2 separate regions of the Homo sapiens genome follow, and region 2 is linked to region 1. A link is an interaction called in ENCODE POLR2A ChIA-PET data of the cell type or tissue named here. Cell type or tissue: OCI-LY7. All regions are shown on one strand. Each heading gives the region's core, and the rest is flanking DNA. Links, peaks and the distances in the headings are about the cores only. Region 1 overlaps CIMIP7 (ciliary microtubule inner protein 7). Region 2 holds the start of TMEM89 (transmembrane protein 89).

The links. ChIA-PET counts read pairs that join two places held together with the same protein. Peaks named below come from ENCODE experiments on the same cell type or tissue, not always from the same donor. Only the 100,000 strongest peaks of a DNase experiment are listed, where the experiment ranks them.
Region 2: POLR2A ChIA-PET joins it to region 1 with 6 read pairs; 2 of 35 experiments call an interaction of 5 or more read pairs at or near these places.

Annotation. Positions count from the first base shown.
Region 1 is chr3:49,180,108-49,190,165 of GRCh38, forward strand. CIMIP7 (ciliary microtubule inner protein 7) reads right to left here. Exons shown (of 4, transcript NM_001080528.3): 2 at 9,918-10,031. Among named protein-coding and RNA genes, the nearest start is that of CIMIP7, 6.7 kb to the right of the region's middle. In OCI-LY7, for the core only: no CTCF peak of the experiment used is centred there; no DNase peak of the experiment used is centred there.
Region 2 is chr3:48,618,532-48,628,589 of GRCh38, forward strand. TMEM89 (transmembrane protein 89) reads right to left here and starts at 3,238. Exons shown (of 2, transcript NM_001008269.3): 1 at 2,932-3,238; 2 at 2,228-2,496. The coding sequence starts at 3,225. The coding sequence ends at 2,311. It overlaps SLC26A6 (solute carrier family 26 member 6), which reads right to left. Exons shown (of 21, transcript NM_022911.3): 16 at 9,903-10,010; 17 at 9,415-9,507; 18 at 8,345-8,524; 19 at 8,100-8,154; 20 at 7,687-7,823; 21 at 7,192-7,469. The coding sequence ends at 7,455. In OCI-LY7, for the core only: no CTCF peak of the experiment used is centred there; a DNase peak (open chromatin) is centred at 5,640.

The sequences.
Region 1 (10,058 bases), core at 1-8,000:
ACTAAAACACACAAAAAAATTAGCTGGGTGTGATGGTGTTTGGCTGTAATCCCAGCTACTCAGGAGGCTGAAGCAGGAGAATTGCTTAAACCTGGGAGGCAGAGGTTGCAGTGAGCTAAGATTGAGCCACTGCACTCCAGCCTGGGCAACAGAAAAAAAAAAATTAATGAACAGGGACAGAAGGTCCTGGCCCCAGGGCATTTACTTTGGCTCAGTTGGAGCTAGAGAGCCTTGCTCCACTCCCATGCAGAGAAAGCCCATCTCTTAGGCCTCCAGACTTCAGCAGGAATCTGTCCCAAGAACACCTTCTTGCCTTTGTGCTTGGCTTCTGCCTGCAGAGCCATTCCCTCTCCAGTCACTCAGTTTCTCCTGCTGTAGACCTGAAGTGGCCAGATCTGGTGAGGTCAGGCTTGGCTGGCTTGGGAGTATAGGTAATGGCTGACAGCAGGTCCCCAGATAAAATACAGGGGCTGGCTCCATCCCTGAACCAGAATCTTCAGAGTAGAGCTTATTGTATGTGTGTTTAAGAGTTCCCTTTTTAGGCCAGGTGCGGTGGCTCACGCCTGTAATCCCAGCACTTTGGGAGGCCGAGGCGGGCGGATCACGAGGTCAGGAGATCGAGACCATCCTGGCTATCATGGTGAAACCCCGTCTCTACTAAAAATACAAAAAATGTGCTGGGTGTGATGGCGGGCGCCTGTAGTCCCAGCTACTCGGGAGGTTGAGGCAGGAGAATGGCGTGAACCCGGGAGGTGGAGCTTGTAGTTAGCTGAGATCACACCACTGCACTCCAGCCTGGGCGACAGAGTGAGACTCCGTCTCAAAAAAAAAAAAAAAAAAAAAAGAGTTCCCTTTTTAGAACCGCCTGCCTTAGACAGTCTGATGGTAGTCTTCAAGCAGAATGAAAACTCCAAGAAGGTGGGAAGCTTTCATTCCTCAAAATGCAAGCTGAGGCTGGGCACAGTGGCTCATGCCTATAATCCCAGCAGTTTGGGAGGCAGAGGCGGATAGATCACTTGAAGCCAGGAATTCGAGACCAGCCTGGCCAACATGGTGAAACCTTGTCTCTACTGAAAATACAAAAATTAGCTAGGTGTGGTGGTGGGCGCCTGTAATCCCAGCTACTCGAAAGGCTGAGGCAGGAGAATTGCTTGAACTTGGGTGGTGGAGGTTGCAGTGAGCCGAGATCTCACCACTGCACTCCAGCCTTGGCAACAGAGAGACTCTATCTCCAAGAAAAAAAAAAAAAAAAAAGCAAGCTGAGGCCGTGCAGTGGCTTACACCCGTAATCCCAGGACTTTGAGAGGCCAAGGAGGAAAGATTGCTTGAGCCCAGGAGTTCAAGACCGGCCTGGGCAGTGTGGAAAGGCTCCCAGACACTGTCTCTACAAAAAATAACAAATTAGCCAGGCGTGGTGGTGCATACCTGTGGTCCCAGCAACTAGGAAAGCTGAAGTGGAAGGATCACATGAGCTTAAGAGGTCAAGGGTGCAATGAGCCATGATCGTGCCACTGCGAACCAAGCTACAGACTGGGAGAAAATATTTATAAACCATATATCCAACAGAGGACTAGAATATATAAGGAAGTCTCTCAACTCAACAGTAAAATCACAGTCTAATTAGAAAATGGACAAACATGAAGACATCTAACCAAAGAAGATTTACAGACGACAAATAACACATGAAAATGTGTCCGGAATGGGTGGGTTCTTCGTCTCACTGACATCAAGACTGAAGCCGCGGACCCTCGCGGTGAGTGTTAACAGTTCTTAAAGGCGGCATGTCCGGAGTTTGTTCCTTCTGACGTTCGGATGTGTTCCCAGTTTCTTCCTTCTGGTGGGTTCGTGGTCTCGCTGGCTCAGGAGTGAAGCTGCAGACCTCCGCGGTGAGTGTTACAGCTCTTCAGGCGGCGCGTCTGGAGTTGTTCGTTCCTCCGGGTGGGTTCGTGGTCTCACTGGCTTCAGGAGTGAAGCTGCAGACCTTCGTGGTGAGTGTTACAACTCATAAAGGCAGCGTGGACCCAAAGAGTGAGCAGCAGCAAGATTTATTGCAAGGAGTGAAAGAACAAAGCCTCCACAGCGTGGAAGGGGACCAAAGCGGGTTGCCACTGCTGGCTGGGGCAGCCTGCTTTTATGCTCTTATCTGGCCCCACCCACATCCTGCTGATTGGTAGAGCCCAGTAGTCTGTTTTGACAGGGCACTGATTGGTGCGTTTACAATCCCTGAGCTAGACACAAAGGTTCTCCACTTCCCCACCAGATTAGCTAGATACAGAGTGTGGACACAAAGGTTCTCCAAGTCCCCCACCAGAGTAGCTAGATACAGAATGTCAATTGGTGCATTCACAAACCCTGAGCTAGACACAGGGTGCTGATTGGTGTGTTTACAAACCTTGAGCTAGATACAGAGTGCCCATTGGTGTATTTACAATCCCTTAGCTAGACATAAAGGTTCTCCAAGTCCCCACCAGACTCAGGAGCCCAGCTGGCTTCACCCAGTGGATCCCGCACTGGGGCTGCAGGTGGAGCTGCCTGCCAGTCCCGCGCCGTGTGCCCACACTTCTCAGCCCTTGGGTGGTCAATGGGACTGGATGCCATGGAGCAGGGGGCGGCGCTTGTTGGGGAGGCTCGGGCTGCACAGGAGCCCAGGGAGTGAAGGGGGAGGTTCAGGCATGGCAGGCTGCAGGTCCCGAGCCCTGCCCCGCGGGAAGGCAGCTAAGGCCTGGCGAGAAATTCAGCACAGCAGCTGCTGGCCCAGGTGCTAAGCCCCTCACTGCCCGGGGCGGGGGGGCCAGCCACTCCGAGTGCAGCCCGCTGAGCCCATGCCCACCCGGAACTCACGCTGGCCGGCAAGTACAGCGCGCAGCCCCAGTTCCCCCTCTGGCCTCTCCCTCCATACCTCCCCGCGAGCTGAGGGAGCCGTCTCGGGCCTCGGCAAGCCCAGGAAGGGGCTCCCACAGCGCAGCGGCGGGCTGAAGGGCTCCTCAAGTGCCCCAAAGTGGGAGTCCAGGCAGAGGAGGTGCCGAGAGCAAGCAAGGGCTGTGAGGGCTGCCAGCACGCTGTCACCTCTCAAAAAGATATTCATCATTAAACATCAGGGAAATGCAAATTAAAACCACAATAAGATATCACTACACATCTATCAGAATGGCTCCAATTGAAAATGGAGACAACATCAGGTATTGGTGAGAATGCAGAGAAACCAGATCATTCATGCATTGCTGGTAGGAATATAAAGTGGTAAAGCCACTCTCAAAAACAGTTTGGCAGTTTCTTTTAAAAACTAAACATGCAGCCGGGCGCGGTGGCTCATCCTGTAATCCCAGCACTTTGGTAGGCTGAGGTGGGTGGATAACCTGAGGTCAGGAGTTCAAGACCAGCCTGGCCAATATGGTGAAACCCTGTCTCTACTAAAAATACAAAAATTAGCTGGGCATGGTGGCACACACCTGTAATGAGATTGCTTGAGCCCGGGAGGCGGAGGTTGCAGTGAGCTGAGATCGTGCCACTGCACTCCAGCCTGGCCGACAGAGTGAGACTCTGTCTCGAAAACAAAACAAAACAACAAAAACACTAAACATGCAACTACCACATGACCCAGCAATTGTATTCCTGGGCATTTATCCCAGAGAGACAAAAACATATGTTCAACCAAAAGTTTATATACAAATATTCTTAACAGCTTTATTTGTATGAGCCAAAAACTGGAATCAGGTCAGATATCCTTTAACAGATGAATGATTAAACAAACTGGTACATTGGTACCAAGGAAATACTACTCAGTAAATGAAAATAAATGAACTATTGATACACACAATAATTTGGATGAATCTCTAGGAAATTATGCTGCAAAAATAGCCAGTCTCCAAAGGGTGCATATTGTATTATTCTATTTATATAACTGTTTTTGAGACAAGGTCTCACTCTGTTGCCAGGCTGGAGTGCGGTGACACAATCATGGCTCACTTCAGCCTTGACCTCCTGGGCTTAAGCAATCCTCCTACCTCAGCCTCTGGAGTAGCTGGTACCACAGGTGCATGCCATCATGCCTGGCTAATTGTTTAACTTTTTTTAAGAGATGAGGTCTCATTATGTTGCACAGGCTGATCTTGAACTCTTGGGCTCAAGCAATCCTCTTGCCTTGGCCTCCCAAAGTGCTGGGATTAGAGGCATGAGCCACTGTGCCCAGCTTTATATAACATTTCAATTTTATTTAATTTAATTTATTTTTTTGAGACAGAGTCTCACGTGTAGCACAGGCTAGAGTGCAGTGGTGTGATTTTGGCTTGCTGCAACCTCCACCTCCCAGGTTCAAGAGGTTCTTATGCCTCCGCCTCCCAAGTAGCTGGGATTACAGGCATGTGCCACCACACTGGCTAATTTTTGTATTTTTACCAGAGATAGGGTTTCACCATATTGCCCTGGTTGGTCTTGAACTCCTGACCTTGAGCAGTCCACTGCCTTGGCTTCCCAAAGTGTTGGGATTACAGGCATGACCCACCGCACCTGGCCTATGTAATTTTTTTTTTTTTTTTTTTTGAGATGGAGTCTTGCTCTCTTACCTAGGCCGGAGTGCAGTGGCGTGATCTCAGCACACCACAACCTCTGCCTCCCAGATTCAAGCACTTCTCCTGCCTCAGCCTCCCGAGTAGCTATGATTACAGGCGTGAGCCACCAACCTCAGCAAATTTTTTGTATTTTTAGTAGAGATGGGGTTTCACTATGTTGGCCAGGCTGGTCTTAAACTCCTGGCCTTAAGCAATCCACCCACCTCGGCCTCCCAAGTGCTGGGATTACAGGCGTGAGCCACTGCGCCCGACCTATAACATTTTTAAGTGACAAAATTTTAGAAATGGAAGATTGATTGATTTAGAAATGGGGGCCAGGCGCAGTGGCTCAGGCCTGTAACTTTGGGGGGCCGAGGTGGGTGGATCACCTGAGGTCGGGAGTTCAAGACCAGCCTGACCAACATGGAGAAACCCCATCTCTTCTAAAAATACAAAATTAGCCGGGTGTGGTGGTGCATGCCTGTAATCCCAGCTACTCAGGAGGCTGAGGCAGGAGAGTCACTTGAACCCGGGAGGCAGAGGTTGTGGTGAGCCGAGATCACGACACTGCACTCCAGCCTAGGTGACAGAGCAAGACTCTGTCTTAAAGAAAAAAAAAAATTACATAGACCAAGCAGGGTGGCTCACACCTGTAATCCTGACACTTTGGGAAGCCAAGGCAGGTGGATCACCCGAGATCAGGAGGTTGAGACCAACCAGGGAAATATGGTGAAACCCTGTCTCTACTAAAAATAAAAAAAATTAGCTGGACACGGTGGTGGGTACCTGTAATCCCAGCTACTCAGGAGGCTGAGGTGGGAGATTTGCTTGAACCCGGGAGGCAGAGGTTTCAGTGAGCCAAGATCACACCATTGCACTCCAGCCTGGGCAACAAGAGCGGAACTCCAAAAACAAAACAAAAAAACAACAAAAAAACCAGAGCAGCACCAGGGATCCCTTGTGATGTTGGTCTACCATCACAGTCAACTGTGGTGTTAGATACACAAAACTACACAGGTGATAAAATTTTAAAGCTTTTTTTTTTTTTTTCCCCGAGACGGAGTCTCGCACTGTTGCCTGGGCTGGAGTACAGTGGCTCGATCTCAGCTCACTGCAACCTCTGCCTCCTGGGTTCAAGCTATTCTCCTGCCTCAGCCTCCCAAGTAGTTTGGATTACAGGTGCCAGCCACCACTCCCTGCCAATTTTTTGTATTTTTAGTAAAGATGGGGTTTCACTATGTTGGCCAGTCTCAAACTCCTGACCTCATGATCCACCCGCCTGAGCCTCCCAAAGTGCAGGGATTATGGGCGTGAGTCACCGCGCCCGGCTATAATTTTATAGCTCTTTTTTTTTTTTTTTTTTGACACAGAGTTTTGCTGTTGTTGCCCAGGCTGAAGTGCAATGGCGCAATCTCGGCTCACCACAACCTCCGCCTCCCGGGTTCGAGCAATTCTCCTGCCTCAGCCTCCCAAGTAGCTGGGATTACAGGCATGCACCACCACCCTGGCTAATTTTGTATTTTTAGTAGAGACAGGGTTTCTCCATGTTGGTCAGGCTGGTCTTGAACTCCCGACCTCAGGTGATACACCCGCCTTGGCCTCCCAAAGTGCTGGGATTACAGGTGTAGCCTGGAGTGCAGTGTTGCGATCTCAGCTCACTGCAAGCTCCACCTCCCGTGTTCACGCCATTCTCCTGCCTCAGCCTCCTGAGTAGCTGGGACTACAGGCGCCTGCCACCACACCTGGCTAATTTTTTTTTTTTTTTTGGAGATGGAGTCTCAGTCTGTCGCCCAGGCTGGAGTGCAGTGGTGCGATCGCGGCTCACTGCAACCTCCGCCTCCCGGGTTCACACCATTCTCCTGCCTCAGCCTCCCAAGTAGCTGGGACTACAGGCGCCCGCCACCATGCTTGTCTAATTTTTTGTATTTTTCGTAGAGATGGGGTTTCACCATGTTAGCCAGGATGGTCTTGATCTCCTGACCTCGTGATCCGCCTGCCTTGGCCTCCCAAAGTGCTGGGATAACAGGCGTGAGCCACCGCACCCAGCCTATAGCCACCACGCCCCGCCCATAGCTCTTAATACACACACACGCACGCACGCACGCACGCAGAAGTAAAACTAAGGAAATTTGAATGAACTTTAGTGATTAAATCAATGTCAATGTCCTTGTTGTGATATTATACTATAGCTTTGCAAGATGTTACCATTGAAGGTAACCAGGCAAAGTGTAAAAGAAATCTCTATTATTTTTTACAACTGCTTATGAATTGATAATTATTTCAATGAAAGTTTCAATTAAAATAAAATCTAGGAGTCTGGGGCAAGTTTCAATTGACCCCCAAATTTCTCCCATTGTCTATCCTCAGCTACTGAATTACACTTAGCCCTAGAATGTACATGTCTTTCCTGTCGGAGGCACCTCTGACTGGAAATTCACTATTCCTATAGTGGCAGGATAATTTATTGACGCCCAATGAGTTTTGTTCTCTCAAAACTGTGGGAGCTTGGTGAGAAGCACAGTCATTTCCTCTCTACCCAGGCAATTCTGGGTATTCTTGCCCTGCAAAGAATGATCACTAGCATCTTTGTTTCTTAATCATTCAAGGCTCCTTTTCCAACGAGGTGGTAAAATCCATGGTTTCTGAGCAGGTAGAGCTAGGACTGGGATTCCATCTTAAGAGGACTTGGAAGAGAAGTGGGCTTCTTTGGAAGGGGCAGTATTTGCATGTGGGAGGGCTAAGGGCCCCTGTGGAGGCTGGGCAGTCTGCACTAAGAGAGGAAGCTCCTTGGCAAACTGAGGGATGGGATGGCAGCAAGGGCCCAGCAATCATGGCACCACAGGTGAAGAACATGCACCCAACCAGACAGGATTCCTGTCCAACCTGAGGAACTAAGAGAACCAGAATTATATTTCCCAAGAATCAGGCAGTTGACGGCTGGAAATAGATTAATCTGCTTTAGAAAAAAAATGAAAAAAAAACCCATAATTTTCTTGCATCTGTATGTCATGGACAAAAATTTTACAAACCAAAGGAGAGTGGATGCTACATCTTGGAAAGGCTTTAAACAATAGCTAGAATCTGCCAGCTGAAACCTGGTACCTCTCAGCCAGTGCAAAAAGAAAATGTGCAACTTCTCTGAGCAGTCCTATTAATTAAAACAGCTTTAGACCTAGAAAGAACTGTGAGATTTGACATTTATATAACCTGAATCCAAGACACAGATTATGCTACTTGGGGCTGCTGATAATGCTAGTAAATTTTTTATGTAGCAAGTCCTTACATTGATCAGCAGCCAAAACATGCCCCTTACATGTCTGTTTCTGAGGAATGAGTTTAACAGATTGATAGGATGTTCCAGTCTCTGGGAGGAGAGCTGCCACTGAGGGCAATGACAAACATACAGCAGGAAGTCTCTGTGTTGCTTCTCTTTCTGTACTTCCCAGATCCCTTCACTCTCAAAAGGGAGGTGGCCCTGGATGGGCAGTATGGAGCTGCATCTGGGCCTGGCTTGGTAGGCTGTAGCAGGCAGCCCTTGCAAGTGTATATGCTAAGGAAGTTCAGTTTCCATAAAATAGCAGCCTTCAGGACCCTGGTCTCAGCCTGGGAAAGCAATTCATAGAAAATCCAGATGGCAGATCAAGTAGGACCTGGCAAAAGGCTGGGAAGCAAGAAGGTGCAGTGGGTGGTACCTGTTTTAGGCACCCCTTCAGGTCCCTCTGGGCCTTTCTTCTACCCAGTTGTTGCTCCGGAGGCTGACCTGACTGCACCCCACACTAGGCTCCCTTTGTTCTGGCCACCAGGGAACCCTGGGAGGACATGGAGGAAAAGAGAGAGGAGGTGTTTCTTCTCTTGGCTCCCTCCTAGGCCACATCCCACCTGGCTATGTCTCTGTACCTAGGATCACTGATCCTGTCAGGGTGACCCTTTTCATACCTTTATCTCCTTCTCGATTCCAGAAGCCATGCCTCCCCCTTGTCCCCCTTTGGGCTCAGTAGTACTAACCACTTGGTTGTTACCAGCCTGTGGGAATGCCTTTATCTGAGGCTGTCACAAGCAATCTTTTGTAAACATACCCTTCCGAGTTCTGCTGTTTTGAGTATGCTTGTTACTGTTGTGACTCCGATTTATTTATTTATTTTTTATGTTATTTCATTTTTTGAGACCGAGTCTCACTCTGTCACCCAGGCTGGAGTGTGGTGGTGCCATCTTGGCTCACTGCAACTTCTGCCTCCCAGGTTCAAGCGATTCTGCCTACCTCAGCCTCCTGAGTAGCTGGGATTACAGGTGTGCATCACCATGCCCGGTTATTTTTTTTTTTTTTTTTGAGACGGAGTTTTGCTCTTGTTGCCCAGGCTGGAATGCAATGGCGCTATCTGATCTTGGCTCACTGCAACTTCCACCTCCTGGGTTCAAGCCATTCTCCTGCCTTAGCCTCCCGAATAGCTGGGATTAGAGGCATGCGCCACCAAGCCCAGCTAATTTTGTATTTTTAGTAGAGATGGGGTTTCTCCATGTTGGTCAGGCTGGTCTTGAACTACCGACCTCAGGTGATCCTCCCACCTCGGCCTCCCAAAGTTCTGGGATTACAGGCATGAGCCACCGCACCTTGCCTATTTTTTTTTTTTGTATTTTTAGTAGAGATGGGGTTTCACCATGTTGGCCAGACTGGTTTCGAGCTCCTGACCTCAAGTGATCCACCTGCCCTGGCCTCCCAAAGTGCTAGGATTACAGGCGTGAGCCACCTCGCCCAGCTGTGACCCTGATTTATGATACACAGTGCCCCTTCCTTGTCTCCAGGCTTGTAAGTAGTAAAGGGCCTAGGGCCCTGTATCCCTTTCCCATTCTCCAGAAGCCTGCTATAGCCACTCCAGGCTATCTCAGCCATCACTCCTTTCCAGTATTCCCTGGCCAAATGTGTAGGCCAGTAACCAGCTGCCTCCTGTACTACTTCCCTGACCAGAGGAGGCCTCCTACTAATTTCTAAGGACCTGGACTGTGAAGCTGGCTGTGGAATGGACCATGGGCTTTCTTAGCATTAAGGAATCTGAATGTGAAGGTAGTTGTCAGCAAAACTCAAGGCTTACTTCCTGGGTTCTAGAGGCTCTTTGCCTGTAGCTACCCACCCCGGCTAGGCCCTTACCCTTTGTCCATCTAGAAGGGGCAGTGAGCAATATGGTTCAGTTTGGCACTCACTCTTTTCCACCCTGTCTGTAGGGGAAAGATCTGACATCTCAGAGAAGAAAGGTAAAGCCTGTCCCAGGGATAGGTGTCAGTACAGCCATGGAAGGGCTGGGATGATGCTTTTGGGTTCTGGGAGAGGCAAGAACTGGTCTAGTCACCCCCGCTGCCTTCAGGTCTGCCTTGTACCTGACATCGCTGCAGGAACACTGCTGGAGGCTGGGGCTTGGCTGCAAGGTGGTATTCTCTAGCACTTTCACTCTTGAATTGGCTTCTGTAGTGCCCATAGAAGCCATTGTTGTGCTATAACAAGACAGGAATGAGGATAAA
Region 2 (10,058 bases), core at 2,059-10,058, 560 kb before region 1:
AAGGAAGTTAGTCTTTAAAAGAAACTATTATTTGTAACACTTATAATTTATTCTTTAACAAGAAGGGAAACTTTGAAGAGGAACTTTTTTTTTTTTACTTTCTACACCAGGTTAAGAGGGACATATTTATGTGGTTTGCTCCACCCTTGTGTAAAGTTAGTTTATTGGTCTTGTTCTAGAATAAACTAGGAATGTGGCTCGTAGGAAAATCCTGCTGGGTAAGGACAGAAGTGCAAAGTCCTATTGCCTTAAGGACATGCCCCACGGCACCCAGTGCTGGGAAAACTGTGAGCCATGGAAGGAAAACAAGGTTTGAAATGCGTGGAGCCAGAACCTCGTCTGTGGAAAATTCTTCCAAATTTCATAGTTCCTATATGAAAGAAGGCTGATGACAGTTTCTCAAATTTTACAACAATCCAGAACATTTGTATGGCACCGTCAACAACAGATTAGGAAGTTTAACTTTCCTAAACTACCAATAATTAAAACACAAATTTCAACCATGTTAGGAGGAAGACTGAAGTATCTTTTCTCTGTATGGAAAATATCTCCCCCAAAAATCACAAAATCCTTGTCCTCTGTAGAGGCCTTCAGAGTAAGAAGCCAGACCATGTAGGGGACCAAGGTATTAGAAATATGTCAGGAAGTTGCCACAAGTTATGTTATTTTTCTGGATTTAGTATTGTAGTATTTGTCAATTTAAAAAAAAAGTTTTCAAAAAAAAGTATCATCATTTCTTTTCTCATTATTTTAATTCACTTCCATTTTTGAATTCATAACGTTGTTGCCTTTTTCTAAAGCAGGAACCTGGGACAGGCACTGTGGCTCATACCTGTCATCCCAGCACTTTGAGAGGCAGAGGCAAGAGGATCAGTTGAAGCCAGCCTGGGCAAGATAGACTCCATCTCTACAAATATATATATATTTTTTAATTAGCTGGGTATGGTGATGTATGCCTATAGTCTCAGCTACTTGGGAGGCCAAGGCAGGAGGATTGCTTGAGTTCGTCAAAAAAACAAAAAGAAACAATTTTTAAAAAGGGGAAAAAGAAAGAGAAAGGGATTAAAGTGAGGGTCCCTTCTTTTCCAGGGTCCTTAGAGCAAGGGCGGCTGAGGCACTAGAGCATGTTTGAGACTGCCATAGAAACAAAGGCAGCTAGGGCGGCCTGCCTGACCCCAGGTTGGGGCTGCTGGAGCCAAGAATCTGGGGAGGGGCTGTTATTGGAGACAGAGCAGTGGCCTCTCAAGGGAGGGCCTTGCAGGGCCTGGGAAGAAGGAAGCCAGAGCCAGCTGCTGTTTGATGGCAGGACTAAAGTCACCTCCCTGAGGTGGTGACAAGGATGGGTGAAGCCAAAGGGTGTGCGACTCCACAGTGATGGGGGCTTGGGGCTCTCAGTCCCCCATCAGAGATCCTCAGCATCTGGTTCCAGCTTCACCACTGCCCCCACCCCTCTTCTCAGCTGACCAGGTCCCTCCTCAGCTCACCCTGTGCACTGGAGAGGCCCAGTACCCTCACTCAGCACTTGAGGCCCTTTATCATGTGCACTGCCCACCTTGCCCATGTGCAGAGAGTACCAAACACAGCACGTGGCTTTTGCTCAGAACCAGACCGCCACCTGGATTTCCCTTCCTCACACCCATTTCCCCTCAGGGCTCAGCCAGGTTGTTGGCTCCTCTGGGCAACCCTTCCTGAGCCACCCAAGCCTGTCCCGTTGGTAAGTCCTCTCCCATCACACAGGGAGTCCCCAGGTACTGGTCAGGCCAGAGGAGCAGTTTTTGTTTGTTTTGAGACAAGTTCTTGCTCTGTCACCCAGGCTGGAGTACAGTGGCACAATCTTGGCTCACTGCAACCACTGCCTGCCAGGCTCAAGCCATCCTCCCACCTCAGCTTCCTGAGTAGTTGGTACTACAGGCACACACCACTATGTGTGTGCTCAGCTAATTTTTGTTTGTTTGTTTGTATTTTTCGTAGGGATGGGGTTGCCATGTTGCCCAGGCTGGTCTCGAACTCTTGAGCTCAAATGATCCTCCCACCTCGGCCTCTCAAAGCGCTGGGATTACGGGTGTGAGCCACCACGCCCAGCCCAGAGGAGCAGTTGTGTCTCCAGGAGGGATCCTTAGGGAGGAAAGGTCAGTTGGTGGGGGCAATGGAGCAGTGTGAGCCAGCCTATGCCCCACCTGCCCGCCCGTCCTGGACACCAAGTCAGCTGACTCTAAAAGCTGAAAAGGGACACACGGTCCAGACAGGCCTGGAAAGAGCAGACCTGGCCCAGGACCTCAGGCTGTCAGGCAAAGAGAGGCACATGTTCGGTCACCCACTCTGGGTGGAAGTCCCCTTTATTTGGATTTGCCGCTGGGTGGCTAGATGACGTAGGTGGCCTTCGATGTGGACCAGGAGGGCATCCAGCATGTGCAGGACCCCACGGAGCAGGGTGTGGTCTGAGATTGGGGCCCGCCGTTTCCAGGGTCCGCAGGGCTCAGTGGTCACCTGCGGATGCTGAGACCAGGACCAAGAGGCAGGAGTGAGAATGGTGGGCAGAGAGGGAGATGTGACAAGGGGCAGTGATGGAGCTGGGGAGCAGGGAGTAGGGTGTGGGGCAGTGCCCAGATGGGATGGGAGGGAGACTCAGGGTGATAGAGGATCACCGAGGGTCTGTTGTGGGCTACAGTGGTCATGGGGCCCACAGGGGCTGGATGAGAGCAGGGGTACTAAAGGGGAGAGTTGGGGGCAGGGTGCTGGCTGTGGGTGGTGGACATGGGTTCCACGAAGGTGTGTGGACACAGGGACAATGGGCTGTGAGCTGGGGGTGGGGGTGTGGGAGGTCCACAGGCCAGTGTGGACCCATGGGGCAGGGTTGGGTGGAAGACGGGCTCACTGAGCGTACGTATATTGAGGCAGGGGCTGTGGGGGAGAAAGAAGAGCTGTGCTCACCTCACCCTTGGTGGCCTGTGAGCGCCGCCGCCCCTGCAGTATCTTGCGGCAGATCATCAGCATCGTGGTGGTGATCATGACCGCAGCCACGGGGTAGATGCGGCTTGCTCCAGGGCCCAGCCAGTAGCCAGGACAGCTCAGGCCACCCCTACAGCCCTCCACACTCTTTGGCTGACACCCCCAGGGCTGCAAGTCCAGCCCCACCTGGTACCAGAGGGGTCTCGACCAGGCGTGGGTGGAGGCAGACGTCACCAGCAGGAGCAGCAAAGGCAGCGAGGCCAGCACATGCAGCATGGCCGTCGCTAGTGCCAGGGCCGGAACCCGGGCACCTGGCAACGGGCAAACGCCCCTCCCCCGGGAAGAGGCCTGGCTCTAAGGCAGCAGGTTCCAGCCAGGCCCATGGCCTTTCATGAGCAGCCTGGCCAGAAACTGGCTGTGGTCAGGGGGCTGGAGTCCAGGGCTTGAGGACAACGGCAGACCTGGGTTCTGGGTCCTGCTGTCCCAGCGGGCCTAGCTGGCCCCAAACTGAGGGAGCACCTCCTTTTGAAGCTGGGCCCTAGGCTGGGTGTAGTGGCACACACCTGGAATCCCAGCACTTTGGGAGGTTGAGGCAGGTGGATGGCTTGAGCCCAGAAGTTTGAGACCAGCCTGGGCATCACGGCAAAACCCCATCTCCATAAAAAATACAAATAATTAGCTGGGTATAGTGGCACATGCCTGTTGTCCCAGCTACCCAGGAGGCTGAAGTGGGAGGATCACCTAAGCCTGGGAGGTCAAGACTGCAATGAGCTGTGATTGCACCACTGCACTCCAGCCTGGGCAACAGAGTGAGATTTTTTCTCAAAAAAGATAAAAAAAGAAACTAAGTCCCAAACAGTTAAAGAAACCAGTAACTAACAGAAATTCTTTTTTTTTTTTTGAGACAGAGTCTTGCTCTGTCGCCCAGGCTGGAGTGCAGTGGCACGATCTCCGCTCACCGCAAGCTCTGCCTCCCGGGTTCACGCCATTCTCCTGCCTCAGCCTCCTGAGTAGCTGGGACTACAGGCGCCCGCCACCTCGCCCGGCTAATTTTTTGTATTTTTAGTAGAGACGGGGTTTCACCGTGTTAGCCAGGATGGTCTCAATCTTCTGACCTCGTGATCCACCTGCCTCGGCCTCCCAAAGTGCTGGGATTACAGGCGTGAGCCACCGCACCCGACCTTACAAACTTTTTTTTTTTTTTTAACTAGGCTGGGCACCATGGCTCAGGCCTGTAATCCCAGCACTTTGGGAGGCCAAGGCAGATGGATCACCCGAGGTCGGGGGCTCGAGACCAGCCTGACCAACATGGAGACCTGCCTCTACTAAAATAGCCAGGCGTGGTGGTTCATGCCTGTAATCCCAGCTACTCAGCAGGCCGAGGCAGGGGAATCACTTGAACCTGGAAGGTGGAGGTTGTGGTGAGCCGAGATCGCGCCATTGCATTCCAGCCTGGGCAACAACAGCAAAACTCCATCTCAAAAAAAAGAAAAAGGCCGGCTGTGGTGGCTCACACTTGTAATCCCAGCACTTCAGGAAGCTGAGGTGGGTGGATCACGACATCAGGAAATTGAGACCATCCTGGCTAACATGGTGAAACCCCGTCTCTACTAAAAATACAAAAAAAAAAAAAAATTAGCTGGGCGTGCTGGCACACCCCTGTAGTCCCAGCTACTTGGGAAGCTGAGGCAGGAGAATCACTTAAACCCGGGAGGCAGAGTTTGCAGTGAGTTGAGATCATGTCACTGCACTCTGGCCTGGGCGACAGAGCGAGACTCCATCTCAAAATACAAACAAACAAAAACTAGCTGGGGCTGGGTGCGGTGGCTCACCCCTGTAATCCCAACACTTTGGGAGGCCAAGGCAGGAGGATCACTTGAGGTCAGGAGTTCAAAACCAGCCTGGCCAATATGGTGAAACTTCGTCTCTACAAAAATACAAAAATTAGCTGGACATGATGGTGGGTGCCTGTAATCCCAGCTATTCAGGAGGCTGAGGTGGGAGAATCACTTGGACCCAGGAGGTGGAGGTTGCAGTGAGCCAAGATCGTACCATTGCACTCCAGCCTGGGCGACAGAGCGAGACTCCGTCTTGGGTGGGGGGAGGTGGGGGAACTAGCTGGGTGTGGTGGCATGTACCTGTAGTCCCAGCTACTTAGGAGGCTGAGGCAGGAAGATCGCTTGAGCCCAGGAGGTCAATGCTGTAGTGAGTGGTGATCACAGCACTGCACTCCAGCCCGGGGAACAGAGCAAGAGCCGATTTAAAAAGAAAAAAAAAAAAAATCCACACGGCCCCTAAAACCTTTTGCTTTCCACCAGGGGCATCACCTCTCTAGGCTGACCAAACTCGCAGGTCCCCCACACCCAACCGCAGCCCCACAGTCCACATCGCAGTTGGGTGAGTGCTCAAAGATGTGGGATCAAAATCCACAGGCAGCTCCCCCGCTGTCAGAACAAAGCCCAAAGTCTCCCCCTGGACTGTGAGGTCCCCCCACCCTCTCACCTCAGCTCATGCTGCCCCTGCCTCCCACAGGCCTGCCTCAATACCCCCACTGCCAGCACCACAGCTCCCCAGGCCTAGAAAGTCACCTTCTTTCTTATGGCTGGAATTTCAGTTCCAGGGTCACCTGCTGAGTCCCCCTCCCATGAGCATCTTGGGTAACATATGACCTCTTCTATCACGTGACCCTGCTTTATTTTCTTCAAAGCATTTCTAACTACCTGCAATTTCCTGTTTGAGGTCTAAACTGCCCTCTCCAACATATAAGCTTCATTCAAACAATATTTACTGAGCAGCTGCCAGGCACCATTTCTGATGCTAGGACGTGGTGTGACAGAGTAAATAAAAGCTCTTATTTCCTGGGGCTGAACTTCTAGGCCATGAGTTGGGGGGTGGGGGGTGATGGTGCCAGGCACCAATACAGACCATGATAAAACAGAGCCAGGCAAGGGTACCTCTGCGATTTGAAGGGCAGGGTGGCCTCTGTCCATGCTCAGGATGGTGCCCAGACCCCTGCACAGAGCCTGGCACCTGCTCAGCACCTGATGAACAGCAGTGCTCGCATGTTTGGAGGAGAGGACCTGAGCCCAGCATTGTTTTCGCATTTCCTGGCATTTCCTCATTTATTTTTGAGACAGGGTCTTGCTCTGTCACACGAGCTGGAGTGCAGCTCCCTCCAGCATGATTTCAGCTCACTGCAACCTCCGCCTCTTGGGTTCAATTGATCCTCCCACCTCAGCCTTCCCAGTAGCTGGGATTACAGGCGTCCAGCACCATGCCCAGCTCATTTTTGTATTTTTAGTAGAGATGGGGTTTCACCTGCCTCGGGCCTCCCAAAGTGCTGGGATTATAGGCCCGGCATCTACTCATTTAATATTCACTGAGCAACCCCTGAAGCAAGAATTGTAGCCACTCACGCTCTACCGATGAACAGCACACTGAGGCCCAGACAGATCCTAAGACCCGGTCCCTCCCCTGCCATCACTGTCAGCTGACCCAACGCCCCACTGCCTGCTGGGTCACATGCCCAGATGTCGGCATTTAATGGCAGAAATCAACACACACTCCTTGGCTGACAGTGTTCTACCATGCCCAGGTGATCTGTCACCCATGCGGGGCATGATCTGGGCTCATTGCAACCTCTGCCTCCCAAGTTCAAGCGATTCTCATGCCTCAGCTTCCCGAGTAGCTGGGATTACAGGCATGTATCACCACGCCCGACTAACTTTTGTATTTTTAGTAGAGGTGGGATTTCACCATGTTGGCCAGGATGTTCTTGAACTCCTGATGTCAAGTGATCCACCTGCCTCTGCTTCCCAAAGTGCTGGGATTACAGGTGTGAACCACCGTGCCCGGCCCGGTCATGCTTATTCTTAAGCATAGAGCAGCAGTGTGGGGGAACAGCTGCTCCTAGGTGTTCACTCTGTATCCTCCAGGGACTGCCCATTGGCACCCACGCTGCCCTGTACCTTCTCGGGTATTCCTGAGAGCAAATTATTCCTGAGAAGCAGCTCTGGTTCCAACTGTTTCACATCTGAGGAGACAGCGAGTGAGGGCTATGCATGGCTGGGGAGAGACCTTAACAGGGGATGCCTCCACAGCTCCCCTGCTCTGTACCCTAACCTCCCGAGTCCTTCCTACACCTTCTGCCCCGTCTCACCTTCAGGGCACAGGAAGGGTCAGCAGCCACAGCTGTGGACCACCCACCACCAGGGCCCCACCAAGCCACAGCAGAGACTGGAGTTGAGCAGACAAATCTTTATTCCTGAGGCTAAAATATGCACCAGTTCCCTCCCTGTACCGCGCCACTGCCAGCCTGACTGCATGCAGGCCCTGTCCCAGACCTGGAGCGCTGAACTTGGAGTCCCAGGACCTCCTTCCCTGAGTTGTGTGTGTGTACATGGAGGGGACTCCTGGGTAGCACCTGGAGGCGGCCTAGGGGTGAGGGGCTTCTCAAGGGTGCCCTGCACCTCCAGAGGTGCAGTCTTGGGCAGGATGTAGCATGTTCAGAGTCTGGTGACCTGAGCAGGCAGAGGAGGGGAGGCTCTAGTCAGTTTCCAAAGGACACAGACCAACCCCCGCCCCTAGAACAGCTTTATCCAAAGACAGCGGAGAAAGCACTGGGCCCACTGGGGACAGAGCCATGGCCACCAGGAAAGACTCCCTGGAGCTGGGGCCAGGGTGGGGACAAGCAATAGATTAACAAAAAAGAGCTTGGCAGGCCAGAGGTAGGCTCACCGAAACAGGGCTGTCGGGGACAGGCCTCGGGTGTTGGAGGGCAAAGGTGACAGCATCATGGACAGAGGCAAAGAGATGCTTCTTGGTGATGGATGCATCGAAGAAGTGCCCAGCCTCAAGCTGGCTGACCACAGGGCCTGTGGGCAAGAAGTAGGCCTCCCCTGACTCTCAGAACCTCTAGGAACTCAACTCCCGGGAGCCAACAGAATGCCCTGACCTCATCACCCCTGACCTCCACCCCTGAGGCTACAGCTGAATCCACATCACTTGTAACCCTGGACTCCTGTCTCCCAGGACACCTCTGACCTCCAGTTCCAGAGAAAGACTTTTTCCTTGTGCTACTTGGAAAACCCCTTGGCCAAAAGTATCCTACCCTCTTCCCAGGTCCCTCCTGCTGTTCCCACCCTACTCACTGTGGCAGGCCGCCATGTACACCTCCACCTCAATCTCCCGGAAGTCATGGAAAATCTGTAGCGGAAAAGGGGGCCAGCCTCAGAGGGAGGCTCAGGGACTCAGAGGGGGGCTCGGGCAGGCTTGGGGAGGGAGTTTAGAAGGGGAGCTTTGAGGGTTTGGGGAGTCAGAGGCTGGGAGTGCTCTCAGGGCAAATTACAGGGTCAGTGTGGAAGCTCGAGGGGCCTTGGCCTGCCCCCGTCCTTACATTCTTCAGGCTCTTGAGGCACACAGTGTCCACAAAGGAGAGGGCACCCAGGTCCAGGATGAGGCTGTGGAAGTCTGGCTGAGGCAGGCCCAGGGCCTTCAGTGTGGACCCATCTGGGGCCTTGGAGTCTTCTTGACCATTGGCTGTTGCATCTTCCATCTTATCTCCTGAGCTCACCTGCTGGGGAGCCAGACATGCTGCCAGGGCCACCCATGAGAGAGTGAAGGCAGGACTGGCCGCACACAGACACGCGAGAACACGCAAGGTCAGATGGGGAGCATGCATGGGACACATAAGGACACAAACATGCGGGAGTCACATAGGTGTGCAAAGACAGGAATGACAGATGTGTGGGGACATGCAGGAGGGCACACCCAGATGTGCATATACTGCTCTGCTACCTCCTGGGCCGACGCTGCACAGGGACACGAGAAGGGAGTCCCTGTCCCATTCTCATCAGCCAGGGCTGAGTGGGGAGGGGGCCCAGGAGCAGGCCAGAATAGACACGGGCATCCACATGAAACGCATGCAGACACCTCGGCACCCTGCCCTGTCTCAGTCTCTAATTAAGTTTGGCATCCTCTTTGACCCCTCAATTTTTTTTTTAGAGACGGGGTCTCGCTTCATTGCCCAGGCTGAATGCAGTGGTTATTCACAGGCACCATTAGAGCGCACTGCAGCCCCGAGCTCCTGGGCTCAAATGATTTTCCCGCCTTAGCCTCCCGAAGAGCTGGGACTACAGGCGCGTACCACCACGCCTGCCTTTGACCCCTTGATTTTCTCCCATATACCCCATCCCTTTCCTCTACCCATGAGCAGACTCTGGGGGAAGTCTTGTGGGATCTACAAATTCAAGGTCTTCATCTAGGCCTGAGAATCTAAGCCTAGATTCTGTGGCATATCACGACGCTCCCTGAAGAATATCTGACCCAGCCTCCCCACTCCTCCTGCCATCGGCGCAACACCCTCGAGCCCACAGCTGCTGGGTCCATGGCATTCCTCATGAGACATGTGGATCCTGCATCTCTGCAGCTCACAGCTGTCACCTCCTTTCCCACCTCCAGTCTCACCATCATCTTGCAGTCCTCAACGTTGTTGCTCCTCATGTCTTCAAGGCTGGTGTTGACATTAATGGAAACTGAGGCGCCCTTGGGGGAGGCAGCCTACACCAGGGAAGACAGGGAATGGGAAACAGCTAGCCCGGCTGCCATGACAGCCATGTCACATAGGCCTGGTGATGCCCCCTGGTGCTGGGCAGGTGGGTGGGCCAGGACCAGAAGCTGTGGGACCTGCAGCAGCCAGGCTGAAGCTCCTGGAACAGCCGTGAAAGGGAAGAGGACTGTGACGGTTCTCACTGTCACTGGTTCAGATGATGGGAGAGAAAATGCTGCCTAGAGCCCGGACCTGCTAGGGGAGTGAAGCAGGGTCCCTGGGAGCATGAGGGAGAAAGGGGAAGGGATGAGGAGTGAGGACGAGGGAGGAGTCGGGGGCCAGGAGAAAGGCTGGGGCAGGGAACAGGGGGCAGGAGATGGGGGTCACCAGACAAAAGGGGCCCTGCCTGTTTCCGAAGCTTCTCCTCTTTCTGCAGTTGCTTCAGCTTCAGCTGCTCCTGCTTCTTGAGCAGTTTCTTCTTCTGGGAGATGAGGAAGTCGACATCCACACCACACTGGAGGCAAACATCAGAGAAGGGTTGGTGAGCTCTCTGGGAGCTGGG